Regions from separate parts of the Mus musculus genome. Here region 2 is linked to region 1. A link is a contact called in ENCODE Hi-C data. All regions are on one chromosome and are shown on one strand. Each heading gives the region's core, a stretch centred on a gene start or an enhancer-like site at or near the end of the contact. The rest is flanking DNA. Distances are from core to core; before and after follow the strand shown.

Region 1 (6,728 bases), core at 553-3,052:
AGAGGGTCTGGTGGGGATTACCACAGGCATCCAATAGGTGCATGGGCAATCTTTTAATGGGCAAGACATTACCCAATGAAAAGAATCCTTTGAACAAGAGTGTCAATAACAGATTCTAAAATACATTCTTTCTGTTAGATATGTTTACCTCCTTGTGGAAAAATTACCTGATAGAAAATCTCAAGTAGGAACAATTTGTTTCAGCACCTGGTTTCTGAAGATTTAAACTTTGCTTGCCCCACCCCTGCGATTGGCACATTGGAAGCACATGGCAGAGAGGGGTTCTTGTCCCATGGCCAACTGAAAGCAGAGTAAGAAAGAGAGATAAGGAGGTACGAATGGAAGGAGAGACAGACAGACAGACAGACAGACAGACAGTCAAAGAGCCAGGAACAAGATCTGTCTGGTAGTAATTTACTAGTCTTTCTCTAGCTAGGTCCTACTTCCCAAAGTTTCTTGAAAATAGTGTCACTAGTTGGGGACCAAGTACTCACCACATTTGCCTATGGTGGAGCACAGTTCATACTGAAACCATAACATCCTTTTACAGGCTAAGTTCATATTTAAACCATAACATTCTTTTACAAGCTATGGGAGAAAAATCTTCTATTCCTCTGCAAATGTCTAGAACTTCCCTCCTAGGTAGATTGTTAATGCCTTCACATCATTTAGTAGCAATGTTCTTGAGATCCACAGAGGATCAGTTTGGCTGTTTTGAGACCTGTGTCCCACTGACTTGACAGCTTTAGAGACAGTAGCTCATCTGCGTTTGTTGAATACGACTTAAGCAAATATAGCTCCGACCCTCAGTGCATCTGAGTGACCTAATGGCCAATACAGACAGAAGTTCTAACACACAAGGACAACTTCTTATGTGGAGAAGCCCTTCAATGTGGAGTCTTCTGGGAAGACTCCACTGACCCTGACACAGCCATCTGACTAGTTCTGCTCCTTCAAGAGCCTCAACCTCAGAGGATTCATGGCCAGGCTGACTTGATCTGTGTCAAATGTGATAGCATATGTGAGATGGGATAAATACCTCTGTAAACACTTGCTTCTCCATTCTCTCCCCCTAAGATTACACAAACATCCTGCTGTGATGACTGTAGAGACAAGGACAAAGTCCTCATTACCACTGGTGGCACACTACTGGAAAGGAAAGTGGTCTACAAAGAGTTATGCAGAGAAGGGAAGATTCCGAAAAGCCCCTAAAGCTTTTTTAAGTGCATGGATGACCTCCATGTAGCAGACATGAAAGCCAAGATGGAGCTCAGTGGGACTGGAAGTAGAACCTAGGGAGTTTAATTATAAAGCCCCCATTTGACTGTACCCCACAACTTGGATAGAAAACTATAAAGGAATGAGAAAGCAAATCCCCATGTCTAAGCAGGGACTTCTAAAGAGTCACTGTCGTAATGACTAGGCAAGACAAAGCCTGCCTTTTTCCTAGCAAGGGAGCCTGTGACTTTCAACATCTTTCGGCCTCCAGAGTTATTCCCTTGTGATCCTCAGACATAATCAGAGAGTCTCTGAGACATTGAAGTGGGGTGGGGGGTATGGAACAAGGCAGCCATTGTTCTTTAATTAGAGCTCGGGTCTCCTCAGAGGGCTCAAGATGGAACTGTTTAATATAAAGCCTTCACCTGTGCCAAGGCATGGCATTATGATACCTCCTCCCCTCCCATGCAGCCCACCTGCCAGAGTGCATGAAAAGCTCTTGGTATGAGTCTGAGAAGGTGCTCACATGACCAGGGGTCTTTGACTGAAATATAAAAGACACTGTCCCCATTTCCTCAAAGCCAAGCAACACTGGATCATTCAACAGCCTTCGAGTGGAGCTTCACTTCACGGTAGGTACCTCCTCCTTGTGATCACATAACGAGATAGCAAGAAGAGAGTGAAGGTGGAATGGGAAAGGAGAAGGAGGCAGGGTCAGATAGATGGAAGAAATAGATTAAGGAAGACAGATATGGGTGGGAGACAGGAGAGAAGGAAAGAGGAAAGAAAAGAGAACTAGATGGCAGAAGTGGATGTGTGAAAGAGGGAATAAGGAGAGAAGAAAAGATGAGAAGGAAAGAAGGGTCAAATCTTTAGCACTGTGTGATTCCTGGATGGTACTTAGGGTGTTGCTGAACTCCAAAGCACTCTGGGTCCTGGTAGAAGGAGATGCAGTGCCAAGTTGACAACACTTGCTAAACTGCACTAGGAACTCCTTTGCTCAACCTCCCTACCACACACACCACTTCAGCAAGGGCCCCATAAATCTGTGGGTCAACAACTGTGTCTAGGGTGCCTGCAGTGGATCAGTGGACTTGAGGATAGAGTTCCTACTTGGTAACTCATGGCAAGATTCTCCTGGATCAACTCCAGGAGTCTCAAACTGTTACTCATAAAAATGAGCTCCATCCATCCAGCAACTGAGCCTGGAGGATCCAGGCCAATTATCATGGTCTGGTTCCAAGATAGCCACAGGATAAGTCAAGTAGCCACAGGATAAGTTGTCAGAAGGTGGCCTTGATTCTACTGGGGGATGGCCACAAAGGGCAGCCTTGGGGTACAAGATATAGGCCTCCTGACTAAATTGTAACAACAATCAGGAAGCTAATTGTTTTGGATCATGCAGCTGACCAGACAGGTGAGGGTAGAATCCACAGAGCAAAGGCTTAGATTGGATTGGTTAATGGTTTGAAGCACAGACATTGGCATTCACATTGCTTCCCTTGTGCCTGTCCATCGTTTAAATACAATTTGGCATGTTGATATTTATATTGTTTTTTTTATTTTTAAGTCTTAAGGTTTTGTTTCTGGACAGTGCATGGAGCACGTTTGGTGGGCCACCTGACACAAATCGTGATCCAATTAATGCAAGGAACAAGATCCATAAATTTATAACCTAGTTAAAATAGTATATTAGGATATCTATAACATATACAATATATGTTATATATATATATATATATATACACATATATATATATACATACACACACATATATACATGTAAATTTACCATCTTGTCCATTTTCAATGGACAGTAGTGTGAAGTAAATTTTTGTTTTTCTATCATCATTTTCACTGTCACTTTCAGAAGTGAATATGTCCCCTTCCCAAACTGAAACTCTGTACAAAGCAACCTCCCCACCACTCTCCTCTCTTCTCTATGATAAGTTATTTCTTAAAATAGACTAGTCGTGGATCCATGCCTTATGTTTCAGTGACTTTTCTTATTTGCGCTCCCATAAATTCTAGGAGGTAGAAGTCAAGTAGCCCTCAGCCTAAGTAGCCTGAGATCAAGGACAGTGGGGGGAGTACACTCCTGAGACCTGGGTCAAAGATGGCAGCTCTAACTGGTACCCCTACTTTATCAAGGGCTTCAGCACAAAAAGGGGACAGGATGAGCCTTTGGCTACAGTGTAGCCAGCTGCTGCAATTGCAATCCCCCTTTTCATGAGCAGCTTCTGTAGTTCAGTTATCACAGTTTGTGGGTGGAGATTAACTCACTTGGGCCCTGTAAGAGCTACCAGGCAGGTGCTACCACAGTAACAGGGAGTCAGACACAAGTGGGACCTGTGTGCCATAATTCACCAGCCTCCAAGCTTTGAAGGCTTCATCTTAAAAAACTTGCAATTTGACTAAGATGATGCCCATGCATGGCCCTTCCAAGTTAAGAAACAGTGACCACAAGATGCTATAAGTGCTAGATGGTGACTGCATTGAAGTCTTATGAGTTTTGATTTTCAAAAGGGTCTTCATTCCCCTCCTACTGAGATGCCTTTGCCGCACACTAATAGAGGTCCTTAGCACAGCCCTTTGGGAGACTTGTCTCATCATCCGTTCATTTCAATCTGGCTTTAGCCTGAACAGAAGGCAATCAAGGCTGGCTCTGCAAAGAGCCAGGGGAGCTTGTTGGACAGCAAGGGCTCTTCTGTTTTAGGAAATGAATACAGTAGAGCATTGTGCTGAAGGAAAATCAGATAGCAGTCAGTGACTAGAGGGCGCTCAGTCCAGTCAGATTTTTCAAGCATTCACTCCTTGCTCTTTCTTTCATATAATACCCATCCATTTTGTAGCCACCAGAGGCCATTCTAGAGACAGGTTTGTAGAGAAGCCACCTTGCAGTCCACATGTCTTCTCACTCAGAGTAAACTGAGTTTATGGGCAGGGTGACTGCAGCATGACAACCCCTAAACTGTGGAATACCTCCTTTGCCTCTAGAGAAGCACATTATAAAAGTGTTCTGCAGAGGGCACACTTGAGAGTCTAGCCTAGTTGTTTGGGGGTTTCTATATGCCCTCTTGGCCAAGCTCCATTGTGCAATGCCCAACATCTACAAATCTATCCAGCAGCCTGGAACATGCTCTATTGCCATTCAAACGATGTCCTGAAATCACAATCTAAAGCACAAATCAACCAACCATTTCCCACTGTTTAGGGGATTATAACTAGGGAGAAAATTATCCTAAAATCCCTCTGATCTCCTGCATCCTATTAACTATACAGTTGTTGGGCATTAGGGTGCCTATTGAAGTCAAATACTTGGTGATCTGAACACAAGAAACTATAATAAAGCGTGGCAGGGTTCCAGGACTTTTGTTCCCACCTTGTTCTTTTGTCCCTGGAGCAGCCTCTGAGGATTATCCAGTGATATACTAGGACAGCAACCAAATAACCCAGATGCTAAAAGACCAAGAAAGAAAAGAAAGGTTGAGATGCTGTGTGAAGGGGGGGGGGGGGGCGTAGAGGTGAAGCACACAATTTGTTGGCAGGCAGCACCACCATGTGGTCACCAGATTTATTCATATCTACGGTGGTGTTGACAGGGTTCAAACCCACCTCCCTCATGCTAGATCTGCTGTAAATGCTTATGAAATAAATGAGGGAAAGCACAACACACTGCCATGTCTTTGGGGAGAACATGGCTACCTTACCGTTTTACAGCTGGATAAGCTGAGTCACCCTAGGGAACGCGAAGCTTCTGCTGATTCTCATGTGGGGTTTTTAAAAGCATCCTTGTCATGTTTTGCTGGCTCTCCCAGGAAGCTGCTCTAGCCTATGCCTACACCTTGTCCTCTGCACTGCCACAATGATTATGCTGCTCATGGTCGGTATGCTGATGGCCCCCTGTGTTGGTAAGTACTGCCTTTCCAGGTTAGCATTTGATAACCTCACAGGGATGCAGTGATGTTCTCTTGTCCTCCAGCTGACTTGTTCATTAGATCCTCTTCATTCCTCTGCCCAGTGAGTGAAGGGAACCAAACATCAGTATTAGGCTATAGAGTTCATGTTAATTATTTCAAACCCTGCTCAGAAAAATCCCAGCATAGAGGGGAAGTGGGCACTCAGCCCCAACCTTTACCAAGACACTATTTGCAATTGATTTTTATTGGGAAAATCAATTTCTTCCAATGTTGTGGCAATAAGCATATTAACCACTTCAGACAGGTCCCATGCCCAGGAGTAGCTAGCTAATGAAATGCAGGCTCCATGATTTTGTTGTCATTGTTATTGCTACTGTTGTTGTTGCTTATATGTGTGTATGTGTTTGTGTGGTGTGTGTATTGTATGTGTGTAGTGTGTGTTGCATGTGTTGTTGTATGTATGTAGTATGTGTGTGATGTGTGTAGTGTGTTTTGCATGTGTTGTATGTGTGTGTAGTGTGTACGTGTACTGTGTACATGTATGTGCTTTGTTTTCATATTTTGGTCTTACTGGGTTTTTTTTCCCCATGTTTCCCTTTGCTTTTTGTTTTCTGTTCTTTTATTCAGAGGGAGGGAGAGAAAATGAGAATGTGAAGTTGGGTTGGCAAGGATGTGGAGAAGAGCTGGGGTATGGAAAATAATACGATCAAAATATATTGTGTATAAAAATTAATTTAAATAGAAACCCTGTCCAAAACTTAAAAGTATTGGATAAGGTTCAGAATGGAGAAGAGTTGGGTCAAAAAACAAGTGTCTTATTGGTAAGCTCCTCCCTCCTTCTAGCCGTGCAGTTCCTCTCCCCTCTGCTTGTGAGCTACATAGCCCCCTCCAATTTGCTAATTCCTTGGGGCACATTGGCCTTTCTGACACGAAACAACATTCTTTTCGTCTCTGTGGGCATATGATCCACTAAGTCAAACATTTCTATTCCTTACACACCAGCCAGTTAGAAGACCCTCAAACTCCTTGTTCATTTAAACACATAAACCCACTGCATTCCTTCCTCCAAGGTGGCTCCCATCACTCATGGATCAGACCCCTTGTTCTTTGTTCCTTGTTCTCTCATGCTAAGAGACACTCTCAGCCTTATCACTGCCTCTGAGAGGCTCTTCAGGCATCTCTTCCAGCAGCAGGGACAGTGAGTGGCGCCACGTGTTATGCATGTATGTCATTTATATTGGCCAAGACCCAAGCAAGCAGATGAAACACATGAGGCTTACACCTGGCCCAGATGCACGTAAGTTCAGAATGGCAATGGCAATCTAGCATTTGAGAGAGGACTCCAGATGCCCACCTGCAGATAAGCCTTCCCTCTGAAACAGAACTGGCCAACAGCTTGTTCTCTGACCTCCATCTATGTGTATTTTCCAGATTAAACATTCTTGTCAGGATTTGAATCCCCTCATACTCTTAAAAGCTTATTCTCCTTGGTAGCTAACGCTTTCTTCTTTCTAAAGAGTAAATTTCCTTTTGCTCAAAGCTGCCTTTTTTTTTTCATGTGTACCATTTATATTTTTTCCTATAAAATTG
Region 2 (7,840 bases), core at 3,698-6,197, 370 kb before region 1:
ACATCACATATCTATTACTCATTTGCTGAAGTTTCCCACCCATGAGTGAGAAAAGGTTCTGCCATTGTGCTGCCTGCCATCCATCTTGCAGCAAGCCAGCCAGTGGAGTCTGTGGGTTGAATAAGAATGTGCTCCACAGGTTCAGATATATAACATTTGGTGCCCAGTAGGTGGCACTGTTTGGTGGAAATTGCAGAACCTTTGGGAGGTGGAGTCTTTCTAGAGGATGTAAGTCACTGGAGATAGACTTTGGAAGTTTAAAGCCTCAGCTTTCTGTTCTTGCTCTCTGATTACTGTTTGCATTTGAAGATATACATCGTCAGCTTTCTGATCCTGCTAGCCTGTAAGCCTGTTGCAGTGTAGTACTGACTCAATGGACTCTTATCTCCATGGAAATGTAAGTCTGATAAACCCTTCCTGCTACTTGTTGCTTCTGGTCGTAGTCTTTTAATACAGCAACTAAAGCAGAGACCTGATTCCTATACTTGAGGCCGAATTGATGGACTCACCCTGTTGGTTCTGTCTTCCAAAATGAAGTTTTGTACTTTTTGCCAACAACAATGAGCTTAAAGAAATCTTTTCTTTATATGGTTCCCAGTTTTAGATATTTTGTTAGGGCAAGATATATGTCAAGATACAGAGCAAGAGAAACTGGAATAATATGAAAATCAAAAGTATTTTGAGAAAAAAGAGGTGGCAAATTTAATGACCAGCCAGTGAATGGAATTTTAATATCATAGGATGGACTGGGACTTAAAAGTAGAGGATGCTAGAATGTTCAGTTGTTTGAACTATAACTCAGGCTATTCTTTTTTGATACATGGTCGCTGTTGGTCTTGCTGTTATGTCCCATCGGCATATCAGGATCCCAGAGACTTTAGGGATATAGGACATATGGCTCCTTTTAGCTAAAATCTGCACTGTGTTGTAAGTACATGGCCCCTCAAATGGTACTTACTGCACATTGTGCCTTTTATGATATTTCTAAAGCCCTTTATTAGAAATCTGAACAGTGTTCTCCACTGGATTATAAAACCATTGAAGTAAATCAATGTTCCAGACTCAGATGCCTGGCAGATCCTCTACTCTTAGGTTTAATTGGATCAGAGTCATAACTTTGATACTGAGTTTGCTTCATCCTTTTATGAGAGGCATGGCAATGGCCTTTGTGTCTCCACCAAAACTCCTCATGTACTGGAAAGTCCAAGGTGCCATTTTCAATTTTTTTTTCTTTTATTAAATGCCAAGTAATAAAATCGTATGCTTCTGTCCTTATTTTATTCCTATTGCTCTGATAAAGCACTAACAACAACAACAACAAAAAACCACCTAGGAGAAGAAAGAGTTTATTTCATTTTATAGGTTACAGTCCATCATTGGGGGAAACCAAAGCAGGAGCTTTATGTGGAGACCATGGGAGAAATTCTGCTTACTCCAAGTTTACCTCCAGCTAGCACAGGGCAACCTAACTAGGGATAGCACTGCCCGCAGTGGGCTGAGTACTCCTACACTGACTAGCACCCAAGATGTTTATAGATATGCCCTAGGCCAATCTGATGGCAGTAAATCCACTTTTGAGGTTGGCTCTGCCCAGGTGAGTCAAAGGGACAATCAAGACCACTCATGGTTTTTCTATGCCTTTTTATGTATGCCCTGAGGCCCATCTTGTGTGCTTATTTAGTGAGGCTTTTTGGACACTATCAATGTAAATTCAGTGGTCTTAATTTGAAATTACTAAGCCTTACTGAGAACAGAGACTTTCCCAATTAAACAAAACAAAACCCCTAAAATGTTCACATGAAAACATATGTTGACTGCGTGCTGGTGGCTTGACCCTGCTCCTTTACCCATCACTTATTTATGCTTCATTTGAGAATGAAGAGGCTATCCCAGGACATATCTACTTCTAGGATGCTTAGGCCTTGATCTTGTTTAGAGGGAATATTAGCTACTTTTCTCATCACTGTGACAGAGGATCTGATAAACAACCTAAGGGAGGAAAGATGTCATTCTACCCTTCACTTTAGAGAGCTCAGTTCATAGTTGCGTGACCCCATGTGTCTGGCCAGAACATCACAGTAATAGGGTAGACTTCTGACTTAATGGTGGACAGGAAGTACAGAGAGATACAGAAATCAGTGATGAATGGAACACATCAGGAACTCAATCCCCAGTGACTTACTTCCTCCAATTAGGTCTCACCTCCTCCTAAGTGTCCTATGATGGAGCCATCAAGTGGGAGCAATGCACGCAATGCACAGATCTGTGGAGGACACATAAAAGTCAAACCATAGCAAGAAAACAACAGGAAATGAGGAAACAAAATATAAACACGATAGTTTTAGGTAGTGGCAAATACAAATAGCAAATAAAATAGGCCAACTAATAAAATAGGAAGGAATTGAGGAGGAAGGGCAATTTTCAAACAGCAACTTCTATATATGGGAAGATTGTTTTGTGAGTGTTTGGTGTTGAATTGGGTCAGAAAGGATATTATTATGAACTACTGGAGGCTGGGTATCTTGCAAAGAAAAGAGGTTTGTTTGGGCTATGATTTTGTCCATAGACAAGGGCCTGGATCTTTAAATAGTCTTCTTTAGCCTTAATACCTGGAGGCAACTCATGGGAAGAGAAAGAGATGTGACTTATGTTTTTTTTTCTCTCTCTTCCTACAAAGCCACCAAGCATCCATTATGACAGCCTCATCCTGTTGTTATTTTCTAATCCTGATTCAATCCCAAACACCAGAAGTTGATTAACTTAATTTTCCACTCTGTATTTCACAATTCAAATCTCAATGCAGAGCTCCCTGGGAGATACACCCAACCCATCTACAGCACAGTCATGTGTGTCTGCTGACAGGTACCATAGGAAAGCTGGGACATGTTGCTGTCTGGTGTGTGTGAGGGTGTTTCTAATCCAGACAATTCCTTTTCCTTTAGCCTTTTCTCTTCAGAATTTTTTTTTTCTGATTTGTTTCTCTGTTTCAACTCATCCTGAATCATTGATTTACTTATAAAGGGACCAGGGCTACCCTGCTCTGAACTAAGGTCAGGTCCCATAGGCTGTTTCAGACACATACCTCCCATCTAACCAATAAATATCTTTCTCTATTGAGGATGGCCACAAGTCTTCCAATTCTCTGTTTCATTCTCATACTACAGTCCGCTGCTGGGAAAAGTATTCTAGCATAACAAGCAGTTTATTGCTATGCCAATCCTAGAGTCAACACTTTCACTCTTCTAGAGAATCTCTGGAGGCTCCTCCCTTCTCTGACTTCTTTTTTTTTTTTTTCTCCATTCTACAGGTGCCCACTGTGATGGCTTGAATATGTTTGACCCAGGACTGGCACTATTTGGAGGTGTGGCCATGTTGGAGTAGGTGTGTCATGGTGGAGGTGGGCTTTGAGATCCTCCTCCCAGCTACTAAGAATATAGACCTCTCAGCTCCTCCTGCCTGGATGCTGCCATGCTCCCGCCTTGATGGTAATGGACTGAAACTCTGAACTTGTAAGCCAGCCCCAATTAAATGTTATCCTTAGAAGAGTTGCCTTGGTCAATGGTGTCTGTTCACAGCAGTAAAACCCTAAGATGTCCCCCACTCTTCAGCTTCTCCTTGGCCCTGCTCATCCAACTTTCCTAGGCAGACACCTGCTTTTTCCCTGTAGACTAAGACTGGATTCCCAACTTTACTCACAGCTATCTTGTCCTCTCTACTCCACCTGACAGTCATGAGGGAAGACTGGGCGGTAAGGAGTCATGGTACCCCAGGGCAGGAGGAGGGCTTCCCTAACTTGCCTGTTGGGTAATGAGGCACTTGCCCTCTGCCAATGGTGCCAGTGACTGACCAGACTGCTTCCTCTGCCGTCAGCAAACCTGAACTACGTTTCTCCTCCACACCGCTGTCTAGAAGGCTCTTTTTGAAATTGTCATAACTGCTCCCACCTTGCCACTTGAATCTCACCTTAAGGCGTGTCACCTCCTCAATGGGGACTCCTAGGACAGAGCCCAGTGGTTCCTGTGATTCTGTTTCCACACTAGGAATAATTTGGCTCACACTTGCTTTAGCTCTGGCCTTCTGTCTGTCACTCAGGTTTTATGAATTCAAGGGTTTCAAACCTTCGGTGGAGAGCAGTACTCTGTCGTACGTAGGACAAACTCACTGCCATGATTTCAGTGTTTTCCCTGAAGGATGCTAATGGAGTCAGAGGGCATGACTGGCTTGCCTGCAGCAGGATTTAGGAGCCAGGAAGAAATTAGGATACTGATTCTGATGTTCACATGCGCTTCTCAGCTGTCTTCCCACCTACTTGTACAAGGGGCTACCCCAAAACTACCAGAAGCAGTAGCCCCCAGGAGCCCGGAATAGAAGAAGCATTGCAATCACCGAGCCAGTGGGTGAGGTGTGAGCATGTCTAACCGAGCAACTTGGATTTTTACCTGCAAAGGCAAGCAGAGGAGGTGGAGGGTGGAGACTGAACATAAAGCTGCAGCCTCAGCCTCTATCTACTCCCTTTTAATTTCTCCTCTCGCTCAGGGGAAACCCCAACGCCCACGGGGTCTGGGGAGCTCCCGCTTCACGGCCTCAGGATTCATGACCCAGCAGAAGCAGTAGTAGAGGCCTCACAGCCCTGGTGATGCTGGACCTCAAGGCTGTCTTGGGTAGGGGGGCGGCGGGGAGAGGCGGGGCCCCGCCTGGGCCTCCCGCAACCAAGGGGCGGGACGATGGAGCCCCACCCCTGCGAAGGAGGGAGGGAAGCAGAGAACGCTGCGGGTGGTGAGCGCTCCGCCCGGGCGCGCCTGCTTCTGCTGCTGCTACTGCCGCTGCAGCGGGGCTAGGGCTAGAGCAGCGGGCTGGGCGCGGGCGGGAGAGGGGAGGAGGGAGGAGGCGGCGGCGCGTGTGCCAGGCGGGCGGGCGGGAGGACGGCTGGCACAGGGCTTGTAAATAAACTGCGATGCTGTCTCGGGCTCGCCGGCCCGGGTGCCGCCGTCGCCGCCGCCTCCCTGGAGCTTCGGTGCCAGGCTCCCGCCGTCGCGCGCCCTAGCGCCACCGCGCCAGCCTCGCGCGCCCTCAACGGGCTCCCCGTGGACCCCGGCTTCCTGCGCCCCTCCGGGTCCCACAGAGGACCCGCTCGGGATGTGACCCCTTGACTCCCCACCCGACCTCCTCTGGCCCCCGGGAGGCCCGCCTTTGCCTGCTTTTGGGGGGGTGGGCGGGGAGGGGCGCGCGGATCATGGCATTGGAGTTCCCGGGCTTGCAGCCGCCGCCGCCGCCTCGTCCACGTACCCCAAGTGCTCCTACTTCCCGGAGCAGCAGCGGAGAAGGCGAAGCGCCCGGTGGGGGCGAGGCAGATGGGTCTCAAGGCTCGCAGGGCGGCGGGGGCGGCTGGCGGGGGCGGCGGCGAAGGGGGCGGCGGCGGCGGCGGGGCCGCTAACCCTGCTGGAGGGGACTCGGCGGTGGCCGGCGACGAGGAGCGGAAAGTGGGGCTGGCGCCAGGAGACGTGGAGCAAGTCACCTTGGCGCTAGGGGCCGGAGCCGACAAAGACGGGACCCTGCTGCTGGAGGGCGGTGGCCGCGAAGAGGGGCAGAGGAGGACCCCGCAGGGCATCGGGCTCCTGGCAAAGACCCCCCTGAGCCGCCCAGTCAAGAGGAACAACGCCAAGTACAGGCGCATCCAAACTTTGATCTATGACGCCCTGGAGAGACCGCGGGGCTGGGCGCTGCTCTACCACGCGCTTGTGTGAGTACCTGGCCACTCGGGGCGCCCCTTGGCGGCCGTGCACCTTAGGGTTCGGGCCAGGGCTGGCATAGTGTTGTGTCTTTGGCCACTCAGAAGTGCTCTCTGGCTTGGGTTGGGGATGGAGGGACACCAGTTTGGCCTTAGCCAATGGTTCTCTGCGGTGTGACGGAGTGTTTCTGGTGCCTGGGACAGCAGGCTTTCAAGCTGAGTTGGAGATTTGAACTGGCGAGTGCGCAAAAGTGCGCATTTATTGTATGTTCTGGGATATTGTCATGGAAGCTTAAAAGAAATAGATGATATTTCTAATGAAGCAGTTGAGTGGGACAAAAACGGTCCTTTCAGAAGCACCGGTTCTTCTTGGGGTGGATAGCTTGCAATCACCACTCAATTTAGATGATATATCCCAGAGTTGAGGATAGTAGCGGTGCACACTGCCCATAGGCATAGTGCCTGTGTACGTGCGTGTTCCATGTGTGTGCTTCCCTTCCTTGGAATGGATGCTGAAGTAAAAGAATAATGGGTTTGGCTTTAATTGGGGGCTTAGACAGACCAAAATGCAGGTCTTTGTGTTCTTTTAGTAAAATGAATAGGAGAATAGAAAAGGGGCGGGATTTCCAAGCTTAGTCCAAAGGGTTTAGCTGAGCCATAGGTAAGGTGAAGCTATTTGATGCTGGAACATCCGTATGATTTATGTGCAACATCCCATAGTTTAGGTTCTACCATCTCTGTAGGTACAACTGTTGCCCATCTGTGGTTTGGCTGACCAGGGCATTGGACACCCAAGAGTCCGGTGGGAAGTTTGTCCCCTGGGACTCCTCTAGAAATAATCTCCATGCTAGCCCAGAAAGTAAATGCTAGGGCGGAAGAAAAATGGAACTCAGATGTACCGACTCCTGGGATGCAAAATACACACCCGTATTTAAGAAGGAAGAGAGGGTACTTACTATCAGAGGGATTCCTCACCCAGGACTGGAATCCTGAGTGCCACAACACCTTGGATGTGTGTGACAAGGCACTTCTTGATACCAGCTGCTTCCTGGCTTTGGCTTAGGAAGCTGTATGGCTGTCATGGTTTGGGTAGGAAGTAGACTATTACCTTGACCCTTCCAATTTAAGGCAATTGGTTTCCCTCCGGTTGACCCTTAACTGACAAAGAGGGAAGAAGTCAGGGAATGTCTTCTGTTTTTTAAGTACTTGCCTGCCTTTTGAGGTTGGAAGAGCTTTTCCTGGTTTGGCCACCAGGTGGGGCGTCCACACAGGACCGCAGTTTTGTGCAACAGGTTTCTTCCAGGTTACAAAAGCCTTTCGAGAATGCATCCCTGAAAACTCAGGAAGCAGCAAGAATAAGGATGACGTACCTTGCCAGGGACTTGGATTTTGGTTGGTCAAGCCTTTGATTCCTCTGTATTTTCAGAAAGCATCTGACCCAAAGCTTAACATGTGTTGTTCTTTCATAGTGAAATGAGGTTTAGCTGGCATTCATTCTTTGGTCTCTAGAACCATGTTCAAATTGAAATGAAATAAATGCTAGGGTATATGTAGTTTTAAAAGGTTGAACAAATTATCTGAGAGCAGGTCCTATGTCCCTTTGCATAAAGTTGTGTTCAGTGTGTGTTCAATGCCTTTGGAGCCTGGTGTTTAATTGAAGCTTGAGATTCCCTCTTTCTTCTCCTCCCACCTTTTCTAGCTGGAATCTGAAGCCTTGCCTTGCCCAGTCTGCAGAGAGAATAGATAAAGACTATTATAGAATCAGCTACAATGTTATTTTACTGTATGCTTGTTCATATCTCAGAAACCAGCTTGTAAGTGCCAAACCTATAGCCAGAATTTCCCAGAGAAGACCTCAAAACTTAAGACCATTAGAATTGTCAGATAAATACACATTGTGCTTGTTTCTCACGTGACCACAATGAGGTAATGCCTGTAACTTATGCTTCATGGATGAAAATTTGACCGCTGCAGGAGATAAAGACAGTTGTCCAGCATCGCAGGGATAATGATTTTAAACATATCTGGCTTTCTGGCTGTACTCAGATTCCATTTCTGATCCTTGGGGCATTTTGCTGAGCATTGCTGGGTGCCCATTGCCCATTGATAATG

Evidence for each region. A loop is a pair of places that touch in the nucleus more often than their neighbours do.
Region 2: a map of mouse trophoblast stem cell shows a loop between it and region 1 (4-fold over the local background). The contact joins the promoter of Kcnq3 here to the promoter of Oc90 in region 1. A Hi-C loop is called at or near these places in 3 of 37 maps with a recorded cell type or tissue (Patski and mouse trophoblast stem cell).

Annotation. Positions count from the first base shown.
Region 1 is chr15:65,907,361-65,914,088 of GRCm38, reverse strand. It overlaps Oc90 (otoconin 90), which reads left to right and starts at 1,802. Exons shown (of 15, transcript NM_010953.2): 1 at 1,802-1,850; 2 at 5,037-5,129. The coding sequence starts at 5,084.
Region 2 is chr15:66,283,736-66,291,575 of GRCm38, reverse strand. It overlaps Kcnq3 (potassium voltage-gated channel, subfamily Q, member 3), which reads left to right and starts at 4,947. Exons shown (of 15, transcript NM_152923.3): 1 at 4,947-5,740. The coding sequence starts at 5,352. It overlaps Gm27242 (a long non-coding RNA gene), which reads right to left. Exons shown (of 5, transcript XR_875391.3): 2 at 2,203-2,263.